Regions from separate parts of the Homo sapiens genome. Here region 1 is linked to region 2. The links are chromatin loops, found by intact Hi-C in ENCODE. Cell type or tissue: B cell. All regions are shown on one strand. Links, peaks and the distances in the headings refer to the core of each region. The heading gives the core; the rest is flanking DNA.

What was found. Hi-C counts contacts between places; a loop is a spot of excess contacts. Peaks named below come from ENCODE experiments on the same cell type or tissue, not always from the same donor. Only the 100,000 strongest peaks of a DNase experiment are listed, where the experiment ranks them.
Region 1: it touches region 2 in a loop (9-fold over the local background); 55 of 110 quality-filtered maps call a loop at or near these places.

Annotation. Positions count from the first base shown.
Region 1 is chr3:31,760,518-31,777,169 of GRCh38, reverse strand. All of the region lies in intron 4 of OSBPL10 (oxysterol binding protein like 10), which reads left to right. Among named protein-coding and RNA genes, the nearest start is that of OSBPL10-AS1, 65 kb to the right of the region's middle. In B cell, for the core only: a CTCF peak has its summit at 8,221 (motif pointing right); a DNase peak (open chromatin) is centred at 8,229; H3K27ac peaks cover 614 bases.
Region 2 is chr3:31,546,479-31,554,478 of GRCh38, reverse strand. The region is part of intron 1 of STT3B (STT3 oligosaccharyltransferase complex catalytic subunit B); the gene reads right to left. Among named protein-coding and RNA genes, the nearest start is that of STT3B, 18 kb to the right of the region's middle. RefSeq lists an enhancer at 6,875-7,044. In B cell, for the core only: CTCF peaks have their summits at 3,583 (motif pointing left) and 3,606 (motif pointing left); a DNase peak (open chromatin) is centred at 3,618; H3K27ac peaks cover 569 bases.

The DNA of each region.
Region 1 (16,652 bases), core at 3,478-11,477, 220 kb before region 2:
GAGTCCCTTCACAATGTGAGTTTTAAATGAAAGTTTTCAGAAGGCTTTATGTGTTTAGAAAACCTAGTTGCAAACTCCATTGATAATTGCATGACTTTTATAGTAAACAACATTTAAATCTTTTAGTGTAGGATTAAAGGTTGTCTGATCTTGAGATGGGTAAAGAATTTCTTGATTTTTTTTTCTCTTTGTAAACATTTTTTAAAAATTGTTTTATTGAGGTGAAATTCCCTAAAATATTAACCATTTTAAAGTGAACAATTCCATGGCTGTTAGTGTATTCACAGTGTTGTGAAACTGCCACTTCTATCTAGTTCCAAAGCATTTTCATCACCCCAAGAAAATACTCCATACCTGTGTAGCAGTCAGCCCTCCCTTCCCTCCTCCCCCCAGCCCTGGGCAACAACCAATCATGGTTCTGTGGATTTGCCTCTTCTGAATATTTCATGTAAATGGAATCATAGAATTTATGACTTTTTATGTCTCCTTTCACTTACAATGTTTTTGAAGTTTATCCATTTTGTAGCATGTACTAGTATTTCATTCCTTTTTGTATGTGGATAAGATTCCATTGTGTGGATATACCACATTTATCCATTCATCTGTTGGTGGACATTTGGGCTGCTTCCACCTTTGGCTATTGTGAATAGTGCTGCTGTGAACATTTGTGAGCTTATATTTGTTTAGGTACCAGTGTTCATTTATTTGGGGTTAGAAATTTCTGGGTCATATGGTAATTTTATGTTTAACTTTTTGAGGAACTGCCCAACTGTTTTTCGTAGCAAGCTGTGCCATTTTACATTCTCACCAACGGTATAAGAAGGTTCCAATTCCTCCACATTCTTGCCAGCTTTTAAAAATTTTCTCCTTTTTTAATGACAGCCATCCTAGTGGTTGTGAAACGGTACCTGGTTTTGATTTGCACATCCCTCATGAGTAATGATGTTGGGCATTTTTTTCGTGTGCTTGTTGCATAATTGCTTGACTTTTATATGTAATTAATCTCAATTTTAAGACCTGACACACAGTTTTGCCACTACTCTCTGCTTGATACCATTGAGTCTAATCTCATTATGCTCTTTAATCAGAAGGTGGCAGCCATCACAGGAAACCCAGAATTCCCAGATCATTGCACCCTCCTGACTTGCAACCCCACGTGCCTCTGTATTGTTGTTTTTGCCCCATCCTTCAACTCCTGAGACCCTTTCATTGTGCTCCTTGGAATTCATATTGCATCAGCGATATAATCCCCTACATCCTCAACCTGTTCTCTAAATGATTTCTTCACCTTGTTCTCTAACTGGAACCTGGTTCTCTCCCATAGCCCTCTTACATGGTGGCAGCATTCTCTCTCCCGCTCCTCCAAGGCCTGGAAATGGAGTAAGTGGCCTCTTTTTCTTCTCTGTCATTCCAGATTACTCTTACCTCTCCTTCCCTACAGGCATCTACCTTTGAGTCTCCTGTCATCGTCACACTGTGTTCCCCACCGTCCCTCCTTCATCCCTTGACAGTTTGAGTTTGTGAGTCACCATCACTCCCTCCAGCAGTGCCCTATCATAATTTTGGTGATTTCAGCATCCACATAGATGATGCTTTCAATTCCCTGACCTCTGCCGTCTCACTCACTCCCTCCCACGCTCAGACCTGTGACTTTAACATTACTAAAAATTTCAACTCCTTCATGATCTGTTTCAAGGCATCCACTTCCTTAACCATCCCTTCTTTTCCTAGGTTTCTCCAGGTGGCACCTTGATCCTGGACTCCAACAGCTTTTTACCCCTCTAGAGTCCTATCCTCTTTCCCCTGGAAACCCTTCTCTGCATGTTTCTGTTTTCCTCCTGAATCAGCTTGGGTTCCATGGTTCTCAGTGGAAGCAGTCCTTTGCATGTTCCCTCAGATCTGTTGCCCATTCTCACTTGGCTGTACTCACGGGGCAAACTCTTTTTTAAATCCCTGAACCTCTAGCACTTCCTTCCACAGCTCCATTCTTTTTTTGGAGAGAGAGAGTCTCACTCTGTCACCCAGGCTGGAGTGCAGTGGCATGATCTTGGCTCACTGCAACCTCTGCCTCTTGAGTTCAAACGATTCTCCTGCCTCAGCCACCCCCACTGAGTAGCTGGGATTACAGGCACATGCCACCATTCCCGGCTAATTTTTGTACTTTTTGTAGAAACAGGGTTTCACCATGTTGGCCAGGCTGGTCTCGAACTCCTGACCTCAGGTGATCCACCCACCTCAGCCTCCCAAAGTGCTGGGATTACAGGCATGAGCCACCACACTCAGCTCTCAATCTCCATTCTTAAGTAATGACCTGGCTTCTTGTGTCACTGAGAACAAAAGCAATCAAAAGAGGACTTCTGGCCAGGAGCAGTGGCTCATGCCTGTAATCCCAGCACTTTGGGAGGCTGAGGCGGTCCCATCATGAGGTCAGGAGTGCGAGACCAGCCTGGACAACATGGTGAAACACTGTCTCTACTAAAAATACAAAAATTAGCCAGGTGTGGTGGTGGGTGCCTGTAATCCCAGCTACTCGAGAAGCTGAGGCAGGAGAATCGCTTGAACCTGGGAGGCAGAGGTAGCAGTGAGCCAAGATCTCACCATTGCACTCCAGCCTGGGCTACAGAGCAAGACTGTCTCAAAAACAAAAAACAAAAACAAAAACAAAAACAGAAAACAAAAGAGGACTTCCAACAATCTCTTCCCTCCACTTGCCCATCTGCCTCTGTTGCTAGACACTGTACCTTCACCTGTGTCAGCCAGCCTCGACACTCCGCTCGCCTGCTCCAGGGCGTTGTTGTGGCAATTCTCCCATCTTACTCCTCTAAAGTCAATTTATTGGATCCTTTCTATTAGCATACAAAGCTATAACTTCTTCCATCTGAAAAACCCCTCACCTGACCTCACACTCTCCCTCTAACAATAGGTCATTTCTCTGCTCCCTTTTAAAAGGAATCTCCTGAAAAGCATCATCTGTTTTCAGTCTGTCTTTCTTTTTTTTTTTTTTTTTGAGATGGAGTTTTGCTCTTGTTGCCCAGGCTGGAGTGAAGTGGTGCAATCTCGGCTCACTGCAACCTCCGCCTCCCAGGTTCAAGCGATTCTCCTGCCTCAACCTCCTGAGTAGCTGGGATTACAGGCGCGTGCCACCACGCCCGGCTAATCTTTGTATTTTTAGTAGAGACGGGGTTTCACCATGTTGGTCAGGCTGGTCTCGAACTCCTGACCTCGTGATCCACCCACCTCGGCCTCCCAAAGTGTTGGGATTACAGGCGTGAGCCACCACGCCTGGCCTTTATGTATATTTGTAATGTATGAAAGATTACCTGCTAATTACATGAGAGAAAACAAAGCTTTCAAGAGAGATGCCAGGCAGTGTGCACTGCACTCGAGTCTCTGACTGAGTGTCACTACTGTGGGACAACTTGATGTGCCTACTGCATGATGAAGCATGACATTCTCAGCCACACTCATGAGTATTCCTATTCCAAATCGAATCAGACCTTTAGACCTACCTTCTGGTTTGCAGAAAATACAGGGGATGGAGAAGCAAGTAAACCACCACCATAAAGGACAATCAGATCCATAATATGGGACCTTTTGTACAACCACAACCCTCATTTCTTCAAATGTCAGTGTGGCAGGGACAACGATAGGCACAAACATGTAACACTTGCTGTGTGTTAGCAACATTTCTAAGTGATTCACATTTATTAACAAATTCATTCCTCATAAGCCTATGTGATGAGAACTATTGTGAGCCCCATTTTACAGTTTTTGCATGTTTGGGCATTTTCTTGGTGATTTTGCTGTTTTAAATGTCCCCCAGGCGTAGTGCTGACGAGTGCAGGAAGGTTGTGATGTGCCTTACAGAGAAAATATTTATGTCAGATATGCTCGTGTGAGTTATAGTGCAGCTGGCTGTGAGTTCTATGTTAATGAATCAAAATGTAGTACATCCAAAAAAGGAAGAGGAAATTTGCCAATCTGTATGTGAGGCCACTCTGGAAAGTGCTAAAGTAACATCTATAGTGCATATGAAACTTTGGGAAAAATAGAAAACAGCTACATTTGTGGATTCAAGAGATGACTTTTTATTTATTTATTTGTCAGTTTGTTTGTTTAAAGCATAGTGGACAGCATTATGGGACTGAAAGCCAAAAAAAAAAAAAAAAGTTTGGTCACGTTACCCAGGATCAGGAAATGTGAAACCCTTCTTGGCTAGTGCTGGCTTGCACGTTTTGAAAGGCGATATGACATGAAAAGTGTTACATTTACAGAAGAGGAAGGTTCCGAGAATCAAGAATCTGAGAAAGAATTTTAAAAATACAGTCTATCCTCATTACAGATTCTGTATTTGCAAATTCTCCTACTTCCTAACATGTATTTATAACTTCATTGATACTTGCAGTGCTTTTGTGGTCATTTCCAGACACACAGAATGGTGAAAACTGTGTTTCTGGATGCACATGTTCCCAGAGAGGGCAAACAAGGCAGGGCTTTGCCTTCTTGTTTCAGCTTCATGCGGAGATGACCAGAGGATAGAGACGGCAGGGGCAGTGCAGTGCAGTGGAAGAAGCTCAGCTCTGGGGCCCCTTGGAGGGGGTTCAAATCCCAGTGCTGGCACCTGTTACTGATGTGGCCTCAGGCAAACGGCTTACCACTTTTGGGCCTCATTTTCTCTTTGGTAAAATGGAAAATAAAATCCACCAAGATGAGTTGTTTTTGCATTTAAGATTATAGTCTTTGTGAGAAACACCCACACATACATTTCCCCAATGGTTGAGTATTTGCTCATTCACCATTTGTGGTGACTTTTTGAAGCAGAACTGTGAATAATGAGGATTGACTGTACCTGCTAAATGTTAAAAAGGAAAGGGGTTATGTGGAACGGCTGGTTTTCAATACTAATAAAACTGGCTTATTTTATAAGGACCTTGGCAGTTGAACCTGTATAAAGCTAATGGCATTTTGGTTGATAAAAATGTTGTGACCAGAGGTTCGGGGTAACCTAACCCTGTATTTCCCTAGGAGCAAACGTTTAGTATTGTCTAATTCAGTGTTTGTGGAGACTTTAATAGAACATAACTACTGTGCATAATGAGAATCAGCTGTAACTGATTTGGTGACTTAAAAAAAATCTGCTAGGCAAATGATTCTGCAAGAGAAGTGTAATATGTTTTACACTGAATCTATTGTTTCTTAAATGAACATGTTTCATGATGTCTGGCTAAAATGACATAGTGTTCCCGGACCAAACTGAGGGTTGGGCTGCTTATTCTTGCGGCCCAATAACAAGATGCAGAGGAACTGAGAAAGAAGAGAGTTGATTTCTGTAACGGGTTATAGGGAGAAGGCCGGGAAAATATCGTCAGACCAACTCAAAATTACGAAGTTTTCCAGAGCGTATATACCTTCTAAGCTATATGTCGACATGTAAGTGTGCATTCATCTAAAGACATGAGTGATTAAGGTCCGAGTCCTGAAGACCTTCCTCTGGAGCCTTAGTAAATTTACTTAATCTAGATGGGTCCAGGTGACAGGGGTGATTACCTTTGTCTTGTCTCCTGCTAAATCATGGAGGTTTGGGGAGTTCCTTTATACCCCAATAAAACTTGTTTGTGGAGGTCTGGGGAGTTCCTTCAGACCCCCAATAAAACTCATTTAATCCTAAATGGGTCCTGTTAATAATTCCTTCTTTATCTTGTCATGCTTCAAAGCCAAGGAAAGGCCTGGGCAAAACTCTTGGTGGGTGTTTGTGACATTCCAGCCTTTGCATAAGGACACTGGCTCTATCAGCTTTTAATATTGAACTTACCCACTCAGTTAGTGCTGAAACAGTTGTCATGGAGGCCTGCCTGTTCAGCTGTTAGTTAGACCTGGCCTGCCACAATAGCATAGAAATTCTGTATCTGTGATAACATTTATTCAGTGTTTCCTACATGCCTGTCACTGTTTTAAGCACTCTGAGTGTAATCTCATTTAACCTTCAGGGTAATAACTGGTAGTAGCAGGGACAGCAACAGACACAAACACTTACGTAACACTTGCTGTGTATTAGCAGCATTTCTGAGTGATTCACGTATATGGACTGATTCATTCCTCATGATAAGCCTATGTGATGAGAACTATTGTGAGCCCCATTTTACAGGTAAGGAAACTGAGGCCAAGGAAGATTAAACATGCCCAAGATTACAGTTAATAAGTGGTGTCCTCAGCCTACACTCCTAGACACTAAACTGTGCCACTTCCTAGAATGGGGAGAATGGGGTGCTCCCTCGACCAGTAAACAAATTAACTGAGTAGGAGCTTGTATTTTCTCGTATTTTATTATGTATTGTTAGTTTTCCGTGAAGCTGAGCTCAAAACTAGTTCCCTTCTTTTTTTTTGAGACAGAGTTTTGCCCTTGTTGCCCAGGCTGGAGTGCAATGACGCGATCTTGGTTCACCGCAACCTCCGCCTCCTGGGTTCAAGCGATTCTCCTGCCTCAGCCTCCCAAGTAGCTGGGATTACAGGCATGCACCTCCATGCCCGGCTAATTTTGTATTTTTAGTAGAGATGGGGTTTCTCCATGTTGGTCAGGCTGGTCTCGAACTCCTGAGCTCAGATGATCCACCCACCTCGGCCTCCCAAAGTGTTGAGATTATAGGCGTGAGCCACCGTGCCAGGCCTCAAAATTAGTTCCTACAGGCATTTTAGCTGATAGTAAACATAGCAAGTGTCAGACAATGGACTCCTGTTTCTCAAACCAGCTTTACAAACAGAGATGACCTGTTCATCAAGGAGAACAGACCACACAGGATAAATGCTTAAGAAATGGGCTATTTGGGTCGATTATTTTTTAATCTTTGAAATTGTTGATGGGGAATGATATGGCATTAACAGCATTGTAGAGTTGGTATAACCCCCGTCCCCCAACTTTTTTCCAGAGGAAAGGAAAAATAGGCATTTTAAAATTCAGTTTAAACCTGAACATTAGCCTCTCAGGACAGAAATGGGAAAATGCTCCCTGCACCTTTTCTCTTTATCTGTATCAGTAGTCCCTTGCCTGACATCCCTGAGACTACAAGTTTTGGTTTTTTTATTGATTGCTTTATCTTTGACCACAAGTTTCTTTGAGAATCTAATGAAAGTCAAGGACTCTTTCCTTAGGAGGAAAATGCTTCTAGGTACAGGCAGAACCTTGTCATCAAATATATTTTGTGGATATTCCCAAACCCCTTGAAAAACCCATTGAGATGGCATTGCAGGGTCCATAGATTTCAGAACCTTCTTAGGGGATCCATGAACTATTTTCACCATTTAAAAATACCTACAATCAAGCAGTTATCTGTTTCTTTGCTCTTGGCTGGAGTTAAGTGAGCATTTGCTGGGAAATCTGGTTTTCTTATGTAGACAAATAACTGAAAGCAAGAAGTGGGTGAGGTGGGGTTCCTTAGTGGTGAAAAGGTTGGGAACTGACAGCCTATATGGCGTCTCCATCTTCATCTGCCTCTCCTTTTCCCAAATCCTGTAGTCTGCACAGCTACAGTCTAACTCATATATTTTTATAATGAGTTATAATATAAAAATATATTTTTAATAAAATATATTTTTATAATGAGTTATAATATAAAAATATATTTTTAATAAAATATATTTTTATAATGAGTTATAATATAAAAATATATTTTTAATAAAATATATTTTTATTCTGTTTTTTTTTGTTTTTTTTTTGTTTTTTTTTTTTTGAGATGGAGTTTTGCTCTTGTTGCCCAGGCTGGAGTGCAGTGGCGTGATCTCGGCTCACTGCAACCTCTGTCTCCCGGGTTCAAACAATTCTGCTGATTCAGCATCCAGAGTAGCTGGGATTACAGGTGTGCACCACCACACCTGGCTAATTTTTTGTGTTTTTTAGTAGAGACGGGGTTTCTCCATGTTGGTCAGGCTGGTCTCAAACTCTCGACCTCAGGTGATCTGCCCGCCTCGGCCTCCCAAAGTGCTGGGATTACAGGCTTGAGCCACCGTGCCCAGCCGTCTGTTCTTTGATTATTTCATGCTTGCATGTTTTGTCTCCTCTGTTCATTCTTAAGACCATTTGGGTACCACTTCTTAAGGGCCCCTTTCTTATTTTCCATGGGGCTTGGCACTCAGTAGTTCAGTTGGCTTATTTTTCCGCGGCTGCCGTCTTCTCAGGAAAGTGCAGTGTCTGCCAAAGGTGTCCATTCTTTTGTCAGCAGGGGGCAGCAATGGAATGGGCAAAAATGGTCATTGTTCTTCAGATTAACTTTTCAGAGCTCTAAGACCCTTTAAGGGGTAATACCTACCCAATGTGAATGCTGAGGAAATTGTTTGTGAAATAAATGGAGCTTGATTAAAATCTAGCATATATTTCAATTCGAAGCAATATTATTGTTTTAACTAGAGGAATTGCCTTGTTTAGAGGTGTATGTAGGTTTGGGTTCCTGATGCGTTGGGGTGGCACAGAGGGTGAAGTATACAGTCAGAAGCCTAGGAAGGGAGCCAGTGAGCATTTCCTCAGGCTGCCGGTTACCTTTTATTGCTACTAAATTTACATGAACATAGGCCAATTTATCCCTGGAGTGAAATATGTATTTATGTTGTAGTGTGGAAAGAATTACATGTGTTTATTTTACATCTGGGAAATCTGAAAAAATATCTGCAAGAGTACTAATATTACACATTTTCTAAAAGCTTCGTTTAAAGGTGGTGAATTAATAGTACACAGATAAGTCTAAAGGGAGACAATTTCTAATTATTTTCTGAACTGAAGGAGAAAATGCATTTTCCTTCTATAAATGGTCAGATTAGCCAAAAATTGGGCAGCCCTGAGATAGGAGTTTGGTAGGACTGGTTTTGCAAGGTATGGGTCGCAAAAACCTCCCCTGATAAAAAGAGATGCCTACCAAAACCAAGGGGGCCATGAACGTGACCTCTCGTGGTCCTCACTACTGGTCATATGCTAATTATAATGCATTAACATGCTAAGAGACACTCCCACCAGCGCCATGACAGTTTACAAATACCATGGCAATGTCTGGAAACTACCCTATATGGCCTAAAAGGAGGAGGAACCCTCAGTTCTGGGAATTCCCCACCCCTTTCCCGGAAAACTCATGAACAATCTGTCTCTTTTTTAGCGCACGATCAAGAAATAACCATAAAAATAGCCAACCAGTAGTCCTCAGGGCTGCTCTATCGAGTATCCTTTACTCCTTTACTTTCTTAATAAACTTGCTTTTACTTTACTCTGTAGGCTGGCTTTTGAATTCCTTTCTACATGAAGCCAACGACCCATGTGACCTCCCAGGCTGAACCCAAATTTTGAGGTTCGCCTTGTGACAGCCCCGACTACTGACACAATTGTGATAACTGAAGCAGAGCATTTTCACCTGGAAGAAACAAATCTGAAGTCTGAGGCTAGACCCAGAGCCTGAAGGGTGCATTCAGTGGTTCATTTAACACTTAATTAGGGTCACCTTGCACTAGCCAGGTGCTATGGGAGTGGGGACATGGGCCTGCTCCCCAGACCTCAAGGCCTTACAGAAGAGAAGGGCAAGTGCTCACGGGAGGGCTCTGAGAGACTTGGGGCACGGGGACTTCTAAGTGGGAGATAAGGAAGGCTTCATGAAGAACTGAGGAAGGGCATTGGAAGCCTGGTAGGACTTTGACCATGAGAGATGGGGAGGAAAAGCTTTCTAGGCAGATGTAACCTGACAGGAATTCAAGAGGTGTCATGTTGCCCAAGTAGGTAGTGTATTTATGAGGAGGCAGGGACAAGATACAAAGCCACCGTTTGTGAGAATTACACACAATTATATTTTTTAGATCCTGTACTTTCCAAGTGGTTATTGCAGGGACCACAGTTGAGTTTTTTTCTCACTGGCTTAGTGATGGTCGTGGGAGAAGAACTTATTCCCATGAACAGAGGGAACTGTTTTAATCACAACTGCATGAGCAAAACACAAGAGGGCTCTTGAAAGAGAGAATTGGCTAATATTGTAGCAAAATCCAGAGCTCCTCAGTGGTAATTTTAATTTCCACAAAGTTAATGAAAGTATAGCCCTCCAGACCTGATATGAAAAAGTAGTATAACGTAGCTAATTGGGTTGTTTTCTAGACTTAGGAATCACCAGGGAAAGGCTAAGCTTAGAGAGGACTGTGGATTGAGCCCTCATCTCTTTTTAATCTCCTCTATAACCTGGCAGATTCTATTGGCTTTTCATTATGAGATTGTACTGCAAATGAAAGAAAGAGGAGGTGGGGTGTTCTGGGCTTGGTTACAGCTGGGTGTTTATCACAGGCATTTATAAGAAGTTAGTACACTTTCAGGCCCTCTGACAGGAAGCTTTGTAACCTGGCATTCATGTCATGCCAGCATTAAGTTTAGAGAAATGCTCCATTATTTGATTAATTGTCTTGGATAAAAGCCTTAACTGATGTTCCAGTTGACCTACAAATCTTGTGAAGTGAGTTTTAAAAGTATTTGTAAATAGTATGTATCCTTATAGCTCATGAATGTCAGAATTCTACACTGGGGCCAGCACAGTGGCTCATACCTGTAATCCCAGCAATTTGAGGGGCTGAGGAGGAAGATTGCTTGAGGCTAGGAGTTCAAGACCAGCCTGGGCAACATAATGAGACCCCATCTCTACCAAAATAAAAATTATCTGGGTGTCATGGTGTGAGCCTATACTCCCAGCTACTTGGGAAGCTGAGCTCAGAGGATCATCTGAGTCCTGGAGGTTGAGTCTGCAATGAGCAATGATTGTGCCACTGCACTCTAGCTTGGGTGGTGATGAAGTGAGACCGTGTCTCAAAAAAAAAACAAAAAAAAACAAAAAAACAAAAAAACTACATTGGGCCAAACATCACAGAGCAGTGGGCAGAGGGAAGACCCTATGTTGAAGTGGGGGATCTGTGTCCACATGGTGTGTCACATGGCCACTGTTTTCCACATCTCCAGTGTCAGCTGAGTGGGCTCAGGCAGGCATGTGACCCAGAGCCAATAACGTAAACTCACTTTCTCTCATCTGAATTAGGAGAAGAAACTAGAGGATTGGGTAGATTTGGCTCCAGCGGCTCTGCTGGGCTTTGTTGCAAGTGGAGGAAGTTGAGTTGAGCAAGAAGAGGAGAGAAAGGTGTGAAAACCAGCGACCATAGAGACCAGGGGATAGAGAGAAATAAGAGACGGCCATATCTCTGAAGGAAAGAAAGAGTAGCTCTTTCAAGTAGTTTCTGGGCACTCTTTCCTGTATCCATGCAACAAATCCCCTTCTCCTTGCATGAGTGTGGGTGGTTTCACTTCTTTGTTACTAAACTTTCTCTGTGACCATGATCAACTAAACCCTGGGAGGTATACAAGGAAAATATGAAACCTTGTCCCCTGACTACTGAACTTCTCAGTCTTGATAGAGCAAGAAAAAAAACCCAAACCTGGTCCTACTTATCCCCAGAAATGGTATTGTACCTCCTTTTTCACTTGCTAATTTTAAAGTCCCACTGGCTGTCACTTAGATTGGGTGTATACATTGTTTTTGTTCAAATGGATCCATCTCATAGTGGCATTGAGACCAATCTTCTTACCTGTCCGAAGGGAGGAGAACAGCCCCTTCCCAGCTCTCAAAGAGATGCCTGGGTGCTCTCCTTTGTATATTCATTCATTCATTCATTCATTCACTCACTCACTCATGCTTTCAGCTGATATTTTTTTGCCCACAGTTTGCCACATCTTGTCCTAGGTTTGGGGAAACAACAGTGAACAGAAGAGACAAAGTGGCACCGAGAGCCTGGTAAGGGCAAGAGAAATTAACAAATTAGTAACATAACACATCAGTAGAGGCTGGGCACAGTGACTCATGGCTGTAATCCTAGCACTTTGGGAGGCTGAGGTGGGCAGATCACTTGCTCAGGGGTTCTAGACCAGCCTGGATAACGTGGTGAAATCATGTCTCTACAAAAAAAAAACAAAAACAAAACAAAACACAAAAATTAGTTGGGCATGGTGGCACATGCCTGTAATCCCAGCTACTTGGTAGACTGAGGTGGGAGGACTATCTGAGGCCAGGAGGCAGAGGTTGCAGTGAGCCATGATCTCGCCGCTGCACTCCAGCCTGGGTGACAGAGCAAGACCCTGTCTCCAGAAAAAAAAAGAAAAAAAGTAGTTAGTTAATTACAACCATGATGTGTTTTATGGATGATGGGGATCATGGCCTTTTGGGAGGATGATGGAAGGCTATCTGGTGAAAACAACCTGTAAGCCGGGGTCGAAGAAGGAATAAAAATTGACTAGGAGAAAAACATGTCATGGACTTCACTGGAAGTTGAGCCTGGAACTCATTCAGATAATGCCTTCTTTATCCCACGATCATATAGATTAAGTTAGAGGCTCTAAGAAATTTGGGATTGTGTGTCCAGAGATATATAATGTGCAGTTAAAATGCTCCACCCTTGCTGGGAGATTGGTACTGGAGAGAAATGATGGTTAAGCCTGAAGCTTCAAGGTCCCAGGCTAAAAAGAGACAAGATCTTTTATTCCTTGAGTGAAAGTAGTAACAACAAACTAGGGGCAATGAAAAGGAGTTCTCAAATTTGCTAGAGAACCGTGCTGGCATCTTAAAACTTCTAGAAGCTTTGGAACTCGATCCTTCTTCCTTCGTTCCTCTTTCTTTATTCTTCCCTTCTCTTCTTCCCCTGTTTTGCCTCCCTTTAATCGCCCTTCCTTTCACTTGCCCTGTCTTCCCATTTCTTCTCTCCCGTCCCCTCTCCTCCATTTATCCACCCAACAAACATACATCAGGCATCTCCTTTGAATAAGACATTATGGGCCCTGCCCAGAAAGAGTTTGGCAGTGAATTAATTGACTGATTCCACCAGCAGGCTGGGCCGTGGAGAGAGATATATGTGGAACTATATTCGTTATAGTGAGTTCATTCTGTGTGTTTATATGAACAGTGATCATGGACTATATACTCTTACATGTACTCTTTTTAAAAGTGCATGCTCAGAGCAGTGAGGAAGTGTGGAGAAGGAGTAGAAAGCAGTTCTAAATGCAGGTGTCTGCAAAGGGCGGTTAGCTCTTTTGCAAAGCACTGTGTATTATATATCATTATTCTGTGTCATATTTGTGTGCCTTGAGGATTACATTGTAAGCAGTTCGTGTGCAGGAATTGTGTTCTCTCTTCTGTAAAATGGTGACTGCAGTGTCATTTACCCAGTGGGGATACAATAAACGTTAATTAATGGTGGCTTATTCCTTAACATAATTTTCCCTTTCAGATTAATGAAGCAGATTCCTGATAAATGCACTTGTCTCTCCAGAGTTTCATTTGCTAAAGCTCAAATGATGTAAAGGATTTGCCTGGAGGTGTGAAATTTTTGCCCAGTTTTTTTTCTTTTTTCAAGTGCCATTTGGAGATGCATTTCTTTCCTGAAAATAATTGGCACTAGTGAAATTAATTCTAGGTGGAAAAGAGAAGTATGTAGTCATGTTCTTGCCTGCTACTTTGGGTGGCTATTTGATCTAAAAACAGCAATTAAGTTTTAAAAGGGAATGGCAGGTGTTTACTGGGTAGAGCTAAGGCCCAGTTTGTATATGCTATCAAGCTCAAGTTAGAATATTAGAATATTCTTCAGGAATTCTTAGAGACATCCTATTCTCCTTGCAAAATAAAAGAATTTCCATAAAATCCAGATTAAATATCTGGACACTTAGAGGTTCTTTGAGATATGTGTGTGGAGTATGAGTGAACAAAGGTGAAGCAGTCTGAAGAAAATGGTTTAATTTCATGCTTGTTGACCCTTAGTTTGTAAGGTTACGTTCTGCCAGAGAAAAAAACTGATCTACTATCCAGTATTTGCTGAGAAATGACAGTAGATTAATCAGAAGACTTCTGAAGTGAGTCAGTAAAGCAGCATTTTAGGTTTTGTTTCTTTTTGTTTTATATGATGTGTGTTAAATGATTTCTGATTAGAGAACTGACAGAAATGTAAACACTTGAATGAAACTTTCAAACCATTTGCAGAACAATTCCTTACCCTTTCTTATTACGTCTTTGCTTATAAATTGTGTTTTCTTTTCTGTGAATTTTACCCTAGAGGAGTTTGCTGTGTGTGTTCTCATTCCGTTCCGGATGAATTGGCGGGTGGATAGGCCAGCTTGCTCCCAAGCGTCTTCTTTCTTCTAGGGGGAAGGCCATGCTAGGTGAGCATCAGAGTGTGTATGTGAGCCTTTGTGCTGTGATCTGTAGGAACAGAATGGTTCTGCATGCTTCCTGGTCATGAGGTGAGGAGCACAGAAATGTGGATCCTTCAGTCCTGACACCTCGCATCCGCAAATTATGATTTGGGCAAATGGTTTACTCTTTCAGCCCCAGGATTGTGTAAAATGAGAATAATGGTAATCAGGAGCTGGGTGCAGTGGCTCATGTCTGTAATACCAGTACTTTGGGAGGCTGAGGCAGGAAGATCCCTCGAGCTCAGGAGCTTGACACCAGCCTGGGCAACTTGGTGAAACCCCATCTCTACAAAAAAAAAAAAAAAAAAATGCTGGGCATGGTGTTGTGCATAGGCCTGTAGTCCCAACTACTCAGGAGGCTGAGGTGGCAGCCTGGGAGAGTGAGGCTGCAGTGAGCCGTGATCATGCCACTGTACTCCAGCCTGGGTGACAGAGCAAGACCCTGTCTCGAAACAAAACAAAAAAAACAGTAACCAGCCTTGCTTGTGGCCAAGACAGAGCTGGGAGGATTAGAGACTGTGACTGTGAAAGCACTGTTATAAACTGCAGCCCAGCGCTTCTCAGCCCCTGCCACACATCTTGTGAAATGGCCCTGTTTCTATCATTTGTGTAGTGGCTGTTACTGACATGGCTTTGATAACGGAAGTATTTTGAAAAGAGTGAGAAGAGAAAGATAAATGTGGGGGAAGCAGCAAAGGACTACTCTGTGCTTTTTTCCTTGAGCTAAATGCTGGGTTAAAACCAGACCTTGAGCTTTAGATAAGCTTGTTGAAGGTGGGAAGAGGCTTCTAGTGGGTTCTGGGGACATCATAACTAGGCAGTTGGACCTCAAGGTTGAGGTAGACCTGTTTTCTCTGGCACTATGAGGGAAGTGTTTCCCCTTGTTCTCCGTGTCCCTGGGATCTTTTAGGAGAGAACTTTGACTTCTCCTATTGCTTTCTGGGTCCACCTCGTTCTTCCAATAGCACTGCCCTCCCTTTGCTTAGGACTTTGCTTTCCCTTTCATTGCTGAGTACCATCACACCCCCATGTGCTGGTGCCCATGGCCAGACATTTACAAGGCTTCTCCATCCTTATGAAGGAAAATACTCTCTGACTCCCTTTAGGGTTTTTTTTTTTTTTTTTTAGAGACAGTCTTGCTCTGTTGCCCAGGCTGGAGTGCGGTGGCACAATCTTGGCTCACTGCAACCTCCACCTCCTGGGTTCAAGTGATTCTCCTGCCTCAGTCTCTGGATTAGCTGGTGTCAATTGTGTGCCACCATGCCCAGCTAATTTTTGTATTTTTAGTAGAGATGGGATTTCACTATGTTGGTCAGGCTGGTCTCAAACTCCTGACCTCAAGTGATCCGCCCACTTCGGCCTCCCAAAGTGCTGGGATTACAGGCGTGAGCCACCATACCAGGCCTCTTTAGTCTTATTTCCTTAAATTTTCTTTACTGGATATGGAAACTTTTTTTTTTTTTTTTTTGAAATGGAGTCTCACTCTGTTGCCCAGGTTGGAGTGCAATGGTGTGGTCTTGGCTCACTGCAACCTCCACCTCCCAGGTTCAAGCAATTCTCCTGCCTCAGCTTCCCAAGTAGCTGGGATTACGGGTGTGTGCCACCACATCCAGCTAATTTTTGTATTTTCAGTAGAGATTGGGTTTCACTATGTTGGCCTGGCTGGCCTTGAACTCCTGACCTCATGATCTGCCTACCTTGGCCTCCCAAAGTGCTGGGATTACAGGTGTGAGCCACCGCGCCTGGCGGAAACTTCTTAACTTTTCTTTACCCTGCATTATGCAGGGACATGAACAATGAATTAAAACAATAAAATACTGGTTTGGATTTTTTTTGCCTCTGAAATTGTTTAAGAAAGAAAGATGTTGGAGAGTGATAGGGCAGAGGACAGCTCACACACGACTGAGAATACAAATTGTTACAATTTTTTTTAGTTGTGAGCTGGCAGTATTTATAAAAAAAAAAAACTTAGCAGTTCCTCTTCTAGAAGTTTATTTTCACAAAATCTTTTTAAAGTTATGCTAAGATTTAGATACAGAGAGTTTGTTGAACCGTAATCCGTCATAGAGAAAAAAGTTAAACATCATCGTAATGTTCGGCCATAGGGAATTGGGCAATAAGTTGTGGCATATTTATGTGATGAAATGTTCTGCAGTATTTTAAATAGTATTGTAGAAATTTATTGACATGGTATGTTGAATTAAAAAGGTTGTAAACATGATTATGGCCTGTAGCCATTTTCATAAAAAGTTGAAAAAGGGCATACAGTCAGCCCTCCGTATCTGTGGGTTCTGCATCCCTAGATTCAACCAACTAAGGATTGAAAATATTCAGGAAAAAATATGGATGATTGCATCTATATTGAACATGTACAAACTTTTTCTTGTCACTTTCCCATGAAGAATAAAGTATAATAACTATT
Region 2 (8,000 bases), core at 1-8,000:
TCATTTAAAATTTAGTATTATTTTCATCAGGGAAAACAAAACAGCAAAACAAAAACAAACAACAACAACGAGAGATAGTACTAGTTAGACAAAAAGCTATGTAACCACCTGGTTCTTTTTCAAATTACTCTGGTGTTTAAGGGCTTTTGATCAAAAAGATTAAATGACCAAGGCTCATTTTTTCCATTGGCTCAAAAAGTTAAGAACTGGCAGGAAGGGATTCACAAGAAAACAAGATTAATATTGAGTTTTCATTTTTTTAAGGAGAATAAAATAAACCACAATTTGTTTCTTAAAATCTGATTTTTAAACTTTGGTTTACAAATATAGCACTGTGCTATCTCAAACTGTGGTTGGCAAAATTGTAGTTGGAGCAAGACTACTCTACCAACACTTAAACAGATGTCTTTTGTGAATCCTAGAACAGAAAAAGCTAGAAGCTACATAAAGAAAAACACTGAATGTAAGATTCTGTAATAATGCAAATATTTTTCTTAAAAATGCAGCCATAAAATATGGATATAATCTATGAATAGATTATAGATCTCAAATAACTATTCACTTCAGGGCCAATAAACTTGGGCATTCTGCATACAAGTACACAATTCTAAGAACCACAGGCAAACTTGGTCCCTGACCTCACAGAGCTGACAATCTCACAGGAGGAAGAGGCAACAAGAAAATATAATTAAGCAGAGAACCCAGGGGGTACTAAAGGATACCTTCTTCGCTCATTTTTTTTCATTTTTAAAATCTAAAGTATAATTTAGATGCTTTAAAATACACCAATTGACATGTTTCATTAGATGAGGTTTGACAACTGTATGCATAACATCACCCTCATGATGAAAGTTCCCACATGCACCTTTAGGCACTTCTTTCCAAGCATACTTTGACTTCTTTCACCATAGATTCATTATGTTTGTTCTCGGATTTCAGATAAATGGAATAATCGTAATTCTACTTTTTAAAAAGGTGAATCAGGCTTCTTTCATTTAACATGTTTTTGAGATATATTCATATACCAACAGTTTATTCTTTTTTACTGCTGAGTAGTATTCCATTTAATGCATACTACAATCCATTCCCCTTCTGAAGGGCATTTGGGTTGTTTCCGGGGGAGGAAATAATAAGGCTGTACATTCATTCTTATAAAATATGAACAAGCATTCTTGTAAAAGCCTTTTTTAAGGACACAGGTTTTCACTTCTTTGGGTGAATACTTAGCAATTCCACTCCAAAGTTATATAGTAGACACGTATTTAAGAAATACTAAACAGTTCTCCAAAATAGTTACCATTTACACTCCCATCAGCAATGTACAGGAGTTCCAGTTCCTCCCTATCAAGTTTTATTTGGTTTTTTTTTTTTTTTTTTGAGACGGAGTTTCGCTCTGTCGCCCAGGCTGGAGTGCAGTGGCGCGATCTCGACTCACTGCAAGCTCCGCCTCCCGGGTTCACGCCATTCTCCTGCCTCAGCCTCCCGTGTAGCTGGGACTACAGGCACGCGCCACCATGCCCGGCTAATTTTTGTATTTTTAGTAGAGACGGGGTTTCACCGTGTTAGCCAGGATGGTCTCGATCTCCTGACCTCGTGATCCGCCCGTCTCGGCCTCCCAAAGTGCTGGGATTACAGGCGTGAGCCACCGTGCCCGGCCTTATTTGGTTTTAAGAGCCTATCTTATGTATCACACTGGGTGCTAAAGATACTAGCAAACAGGACGGACCTGTCCTCACAAAGCTTACTGTCCAAAGGACTCGTGGATGGCTTCTACAACTGACATCTAACTTAAACCTGGATGAATTATTGAGCAAAAAGGCAGGAAAAGAGGAGAAGTGTTCTTGAGAGAGGAAAGAACACTCGTAAGGGTTAAAAAATACACATAGGTAGTTTTCATAATGCTAACAGAAAATAAAGATAGAACAAGTTTTGTGATGGCAGAAATATGCTTTAAAAAAAAAGGTAAGAAAGCAATGTAGTAAGTATAAGTTTTTAAAAGTCAAATAAGGATTCCTAAAAAGACAATGTGTTTAGTTTATCTCCCTATTATAAGCTCTCATTGTATCATGTTCCTTGACAGCATTGGTCATTCTTACTGGTTCAAGTCTAACTCCCTCACTAAACTAGAATCATGTCTATTTGGGTTCACACTACTGTAGCCATAGTCCCTGGCAAGTAAGAGGTATTCAATCAATATTTTTTGATTACATGAGATCAGAGAGAAGTTAGGTAGTAACATTCAGAGATGGAAAGAAAGGTTTACGAAGGGTATTTGTATTAGTTTCCTATTGCTTATACAGCAATTTTAAACAAACTCAGTGGCTTAAACCAACATATACTAATTCTATCATAGCTTCATGGGTCAGGAATCTAGGCACAGTTTAGCTGGATCTTCTGTTTAGGGTCGCACAAGGTTGACATCAGGATGTCACCAGGGTTGGGTTCTTATGTGGAGGCTAAATTAGGGAAATAATCTGCTTCCAAGCTCACTCAGGCTTCTAGCAGAATTCACTTCCTTGAGGTTATAGGACTGAGGGGCCCTGGTTTCTTCCTGGCTGTTGGTGGAAACATCATAGAGGCTGTTAGTAGTTCCTTGCCACATAGGCTTCCCTAACAGGGCTGCTTATCTTATAATGCCAGCAAGGAGTCTCTGGTGCAAGTCTACTGGTAAGACAAAGTTTTACACAACGTCACATAATCACGGAAGCAACATCCCATCACCCTAGACTCTGTCTATCACTCTGTTCTTCAAAGACTATCAATTAACAGGCTCTCTTGAAAATAACCCTTTCTGTAAAGATTTACAAAGCCACCTATAACAGTTTGTTGTTACACATACGACTACCAAAACTGGCCAAGTTAACATGTATTCGTGGGAACGGTAAATGAGAAAGCGACTAGTACCACCAACAGAAATGACCAATTATGGATGCTAACGTAAGCATAAAAGAATCAGGAAAGAGGCCAGGCACAGTGGCTCATGCAGGTAATCCCAGCACTCTGAGAGGCCAAGGTGGGTGGATCACTTGAGCCCAGGAGTTCAAGACCAGCCTGGGCAACATGGCAAAACCTGTCTCTACCAGAAATTTTTCAAAATTAGCCAGGCGTGGTGGCATGCGCATGTAGTGCCAGCTACTTGAGAGGCTAAGGTGGGAGGATCATTTGAGCCTGGGAGGCGGAGGTTGTAGTGAGCCGAGATGACACCACTGCACTCCACTGTGGGTGACAGAACAAGACCCTATCAAAAACCAAACAAACAAACAAACAAACAAACAAAAAACACCCAAAAACCACAATCAGGAAATAAAGGAAAGGAGTACAATTCAACAAAGGGAGAAGAAAAATAGAAAAGTAAAAGGCAAAAGACAAAGTGTTAGAACACCTCAAGGATTATTCTATTCTTTCTCCTTTACCCTATTAGTAGGCCCTCTCAGGCTATATAAGGTACCAGATCTTTCTTATAGGACTAAGTACCACTATTTGCAACACTTCATATATACCCAAAATTCAGCACTAATAGGGACAGAGAACAACCAAGGTAAAGTACAAAGCAGCTAAGGCCAACTAAAGTTGGCATTTCAATCTACCTTTTATTGCTCCTGCCATCTAGTGGCAGGATCAAAAACAAAAGGATGCCAGACTGATGAACTCTATTAAAAGTAACACATGGAAAAAAAAAATCCCCCTTCAATAGAACGAAAAAAACAGCCTAAATTCAATCTCACCAAGTGATACACACGAGCACTGTCTAGATAATCACATTAAACATAGCCAATTTTATAACTTAAAATATGGAAACTCATGAGAGAGTTATGCTCAAGCCTAATATGATTACATAAATTCCTATCAGTGTTTAAGTAACAGCAGGAAAACAATGATAGAAATTCATAAGGATTACTAATGATATATGAGAATAACTTTTTTTACTAGGTTAACTCTGAAGGGAAAGACTCACAAATGTCATACCACCATAAATGTGACACTGTACAGTTGCAACTGGATCTCAGACTACTCTCACAAACCTCTCTCTCTGCTCTTGCAACTGATGGGTGGTCATTTTGATTGAAGCAGAGAGCATGTCATAAGCTTCAGATAACAAAGTACCTGTCTCTCTACTTTGAGCAACACAGAGAGAAAACCAAAGGTTGTTTAAAGGCTGCAAAAATGTCTTGAAGACTCCTTAGAGCTACTCTGCATCTTCCAATTTAAAGTCAGATGCATGTGCAAATCAAAAAAGAACACACAGGGCAAAACTTTTAAACACACATTAACTGAAAACAGGATTCCTATTTTAGTACCATCTCTTAATTTCTGCCTTAACTGGCAGTGACAGCTGTCAATTTTTATCAGTATCCATTTGAAAAAGGAGGGTCTATTCTGATTTATAAAGGACATTTACTAAACTAATTGGAAAAAAGAAAAAGCAACTGACAACAAAAAAAATTACAACAAAATAAGAGGCTGTTAGAGCATTTTAATGGCACTAAAAAAATCTGAAAAAAAAATCTAAGATCACATACAAAATAGTATATTTGATCAATTAAAACTATCCGGTGACACTTTGCTCAGCTAAGCCCAATAGAGATGGAAATCTAAATAATGTAGGCAGAAGGGATGGGCACAAGTGTTCTTTCTCTTTATATAACGCACGCACAACGTGTATAACATATATTTAAGTCCGGCATAACTATTCATATATTATAGAAACAAATCTCCAATAAATATTATATGTAAACATGTTATATTTACATTTCTTTATTGTTACTAGATATTATCTAAATTAGACATATGATTATGCATTATACTATATAAAGAGGATTTCTAACAATTATTAGATATAGAAATACATAATACACGTTTAAGTCAGACCCATAGTCATATACTATAAATATAAAATGTATAACTAACAAGCATTATCCATAGTAATAATATCCCATGGCCCACAAGTTGGTGTGATGAAAGAGCCAAAGTGGTTGGACAACTAATAAACTCATAAGCAAAATGACCAACTTTCTGAGGACAGTCTCGGTGGAAAGCAACAGCACAAGGTAAACTAAAATAAAACAATCACTCAAAATAAGCAATGTATACAGGCCTGAGAACTTAACTATCATAGAAGTTAGTGGTATAATACTCAACTTAGTCACCAAGACAAATCAGGAGAATCAGGGGGGATGCTATCAATGAGCAGATACTCAACTGTCCCATTTGAAAAAAAAAGTATGTTCCTAATGTGGATATACTTGTTCCTAATGCAGTAATTCAAATAAACAAATAAAAAGATTTAAAACACTGAAGAAAGTCAGTCCTAGTTTTATTATCTCTACGACTTTGGTAAAGTTACTTAGCCTTAGGCCTCAGGCTCCTCATCTATCAAATAAAACATCTACATCAGTCTTTTCCATGAATTGCATGGAACATTAATTAAAAAAAAATTAAAATCTTACAGTGATTCATAAATTAAATACGGTAAATACCAGATTAAATAAAATTAACAGTTAACTGAACAACTTCTTAAGACTGTAACATGGTAATGTGTATTGCATATCAGTATCAAAGAATGTAGTAAGCAGTTTTTTTCCCAAATTCAAATTATCAAAGATTATTTTGCTTAGAAGTGTAATTTCTGGAATATGTGGTCTGCAGAACATACTTTGGCAAAATAATAATTTCTTTGTGCTCGCCAGGTATGAAGTTTGTTCCATATTACAGGGAAACCAAAACTTATCTCCCTCAAAGGGGGGAAGGTTCTTCACCCCCTTTCCGAACAGAAAATATCAGCAAACTAATGACGGAGCAGAGAAAGAAGAGAATACAAGGAGAATAAATCAGTTTTCTCCTACCTTTAGAGACAGGTTGAGGAGAGGTGGTCAATACTGAACTATAGGGAAGCTTTACCATCCTTAACATATTTAAAATAACTTAAATTTCTGTAAAATAATAACATGCATTAAACTCCTCAGAGAATAGCATGTTTGGTATACTCTATTTTAAAATTTATTTTGAGAATACAAATGTTAAAAATACATTTATTAAATTTTAAATGGGCTCATTTTGTTCCCTATTTTACAAATGAGTCATTTGTAAAACAGGGAAAAAAATGGCTGTTTTTTTCTCCCCGGTTTCACAGAAACATTTTTTTTCCCTGTTTTAAATGGCTCATTTTCCCTGTGTTACTATGCTCAACCTGGTGAAATCTTTTTGCCAAACTACTTGACACTTATACTTTATCACAGTAACATTATATCAGCATTATTATAGCAAATATGTTATACTTTAGTTTACTTCTTAGGCAAGAATAACTACCTCTTTAAGACACTTAAAATGGAAGAATTCGGGGCAGGAAAGAATAAAAACAAATGAGGCTCAATCATGCAATGGCTGGAATCACCACTCCTGTTCCAACCAAACAGGAAGGTAAATGACCAAACATTACTTGGTCAAAAGTCTCAAGATGCTCTGCATTTCATTACATGTCCAAGAATCCTTCCACTAAGTATTATTATTTCCACTCTGTCTTTGAATATTAGATCCAAGAAATCTGAGGTGACATGAAAATAAGTCATGCTGCCTGAAGCACTGCTTTTACACTGCAGAGATATGCTGAGGTGCCTTCAACACATAGAATTTTAAGGATCAGAAACTATACTTTTACACAGAACAAATCTTCCTAATTTGAAGGTTGGGAAGAAGTGTCTACAAATTTATTGTCTTTTTGTACTTGTTCAGGCTGTTTTATCCAAAGCTTTGCATTTTGGAATTCAGAATTGTTCTGTGGCATTTCAGTTTAAACCAACTGAGTTGTACTTGATGCGTGCCTACAGCGTTCTTCTGAGATGGACTCTCGTTCTGTCATGCAGGTTGGAGTGCAGTGGCACGATCTCAGCTCACTGCAACTTCCGCCTCCAGGGTTCATGCAATTATTGTGACTCAGCCTCTCGAGTAGCTGGGATTACAGGCATGCACCACCATGCCCGGCTGATTTTTTGTATTTTTAGTAGAGACGGGGTTTCACCATATTGGCCAGACTGGTCTCGAACTCCTGACCTCAAGTGATCCTCCCAAAGTGTGGAAATGACAGGTGTGAGCCACCGCACCCGACCTGCAATGTTCTTTTTAAAGTATATAATGCAAACATTTGAATATTAATTATAAATCTCTGGCTTCTATTATAATTTTGCAAAATATTTCGCCACTACATTTAAGATGGATTTTGAATATGCTGGCAGAACCTGGTTGATCCAAACGAATAATTTAGGGAAAAAAAATTGAGGAATAAGGAGGGCAGATAAGACTAGAAAGAACTTGGGGCTGAACTTACTGCCTACTCTGTCACTCCAGGCAAGTCCTCTCACATCAAACGTCCTCAGTCCACTCATAGCAAAAGTCACAGTTACATAAAAATTTATAAGTAAATAAAAATACTTGTAAATTCTTCCAAGCCTCAATTATTTGGAGGGGAAGGGGTACAACAGGTAGGTTGAGCAAAGCATCATGCTGATTCATAATTGTACACCTTTGCAAATGCTATTCTTTGTAACAAAAATGTCACCCTGGAGGCTGACTTCAAGGCCTTTCCTTTTAACATACTAAGCAGTACTCTCTCATCTGTAAAATGGGGGCAATAAAATATCTAATAGGATTGCTTTAAGGACCAATTAGGCACAAACTGGAATAAGATATCTGCAACAAATTTAACCCAGACTTAGGATGCAAAATACATATACATATAACCTCCTACTAAATTAGTGAGACTAAACAACCCAGTCTAAAACTTTGGGAGAGACATGAACAGATATTTTACGGGAGATAAAAATGATAAACACATTGTGGTAAGTGTTTCCAAAGATGACCTTAAACAATTCTGCCCCTACCTGTATATGCATCTCCTCTCAACATTGAGCTAGGTCTGTGTGTATTTTGAGAACAACAAAATATAGCTGAAGTTACTTGTGTCTATTCCAAGCTTAACCCTTAGTTGACCTGGCAGCTTTCTCCCC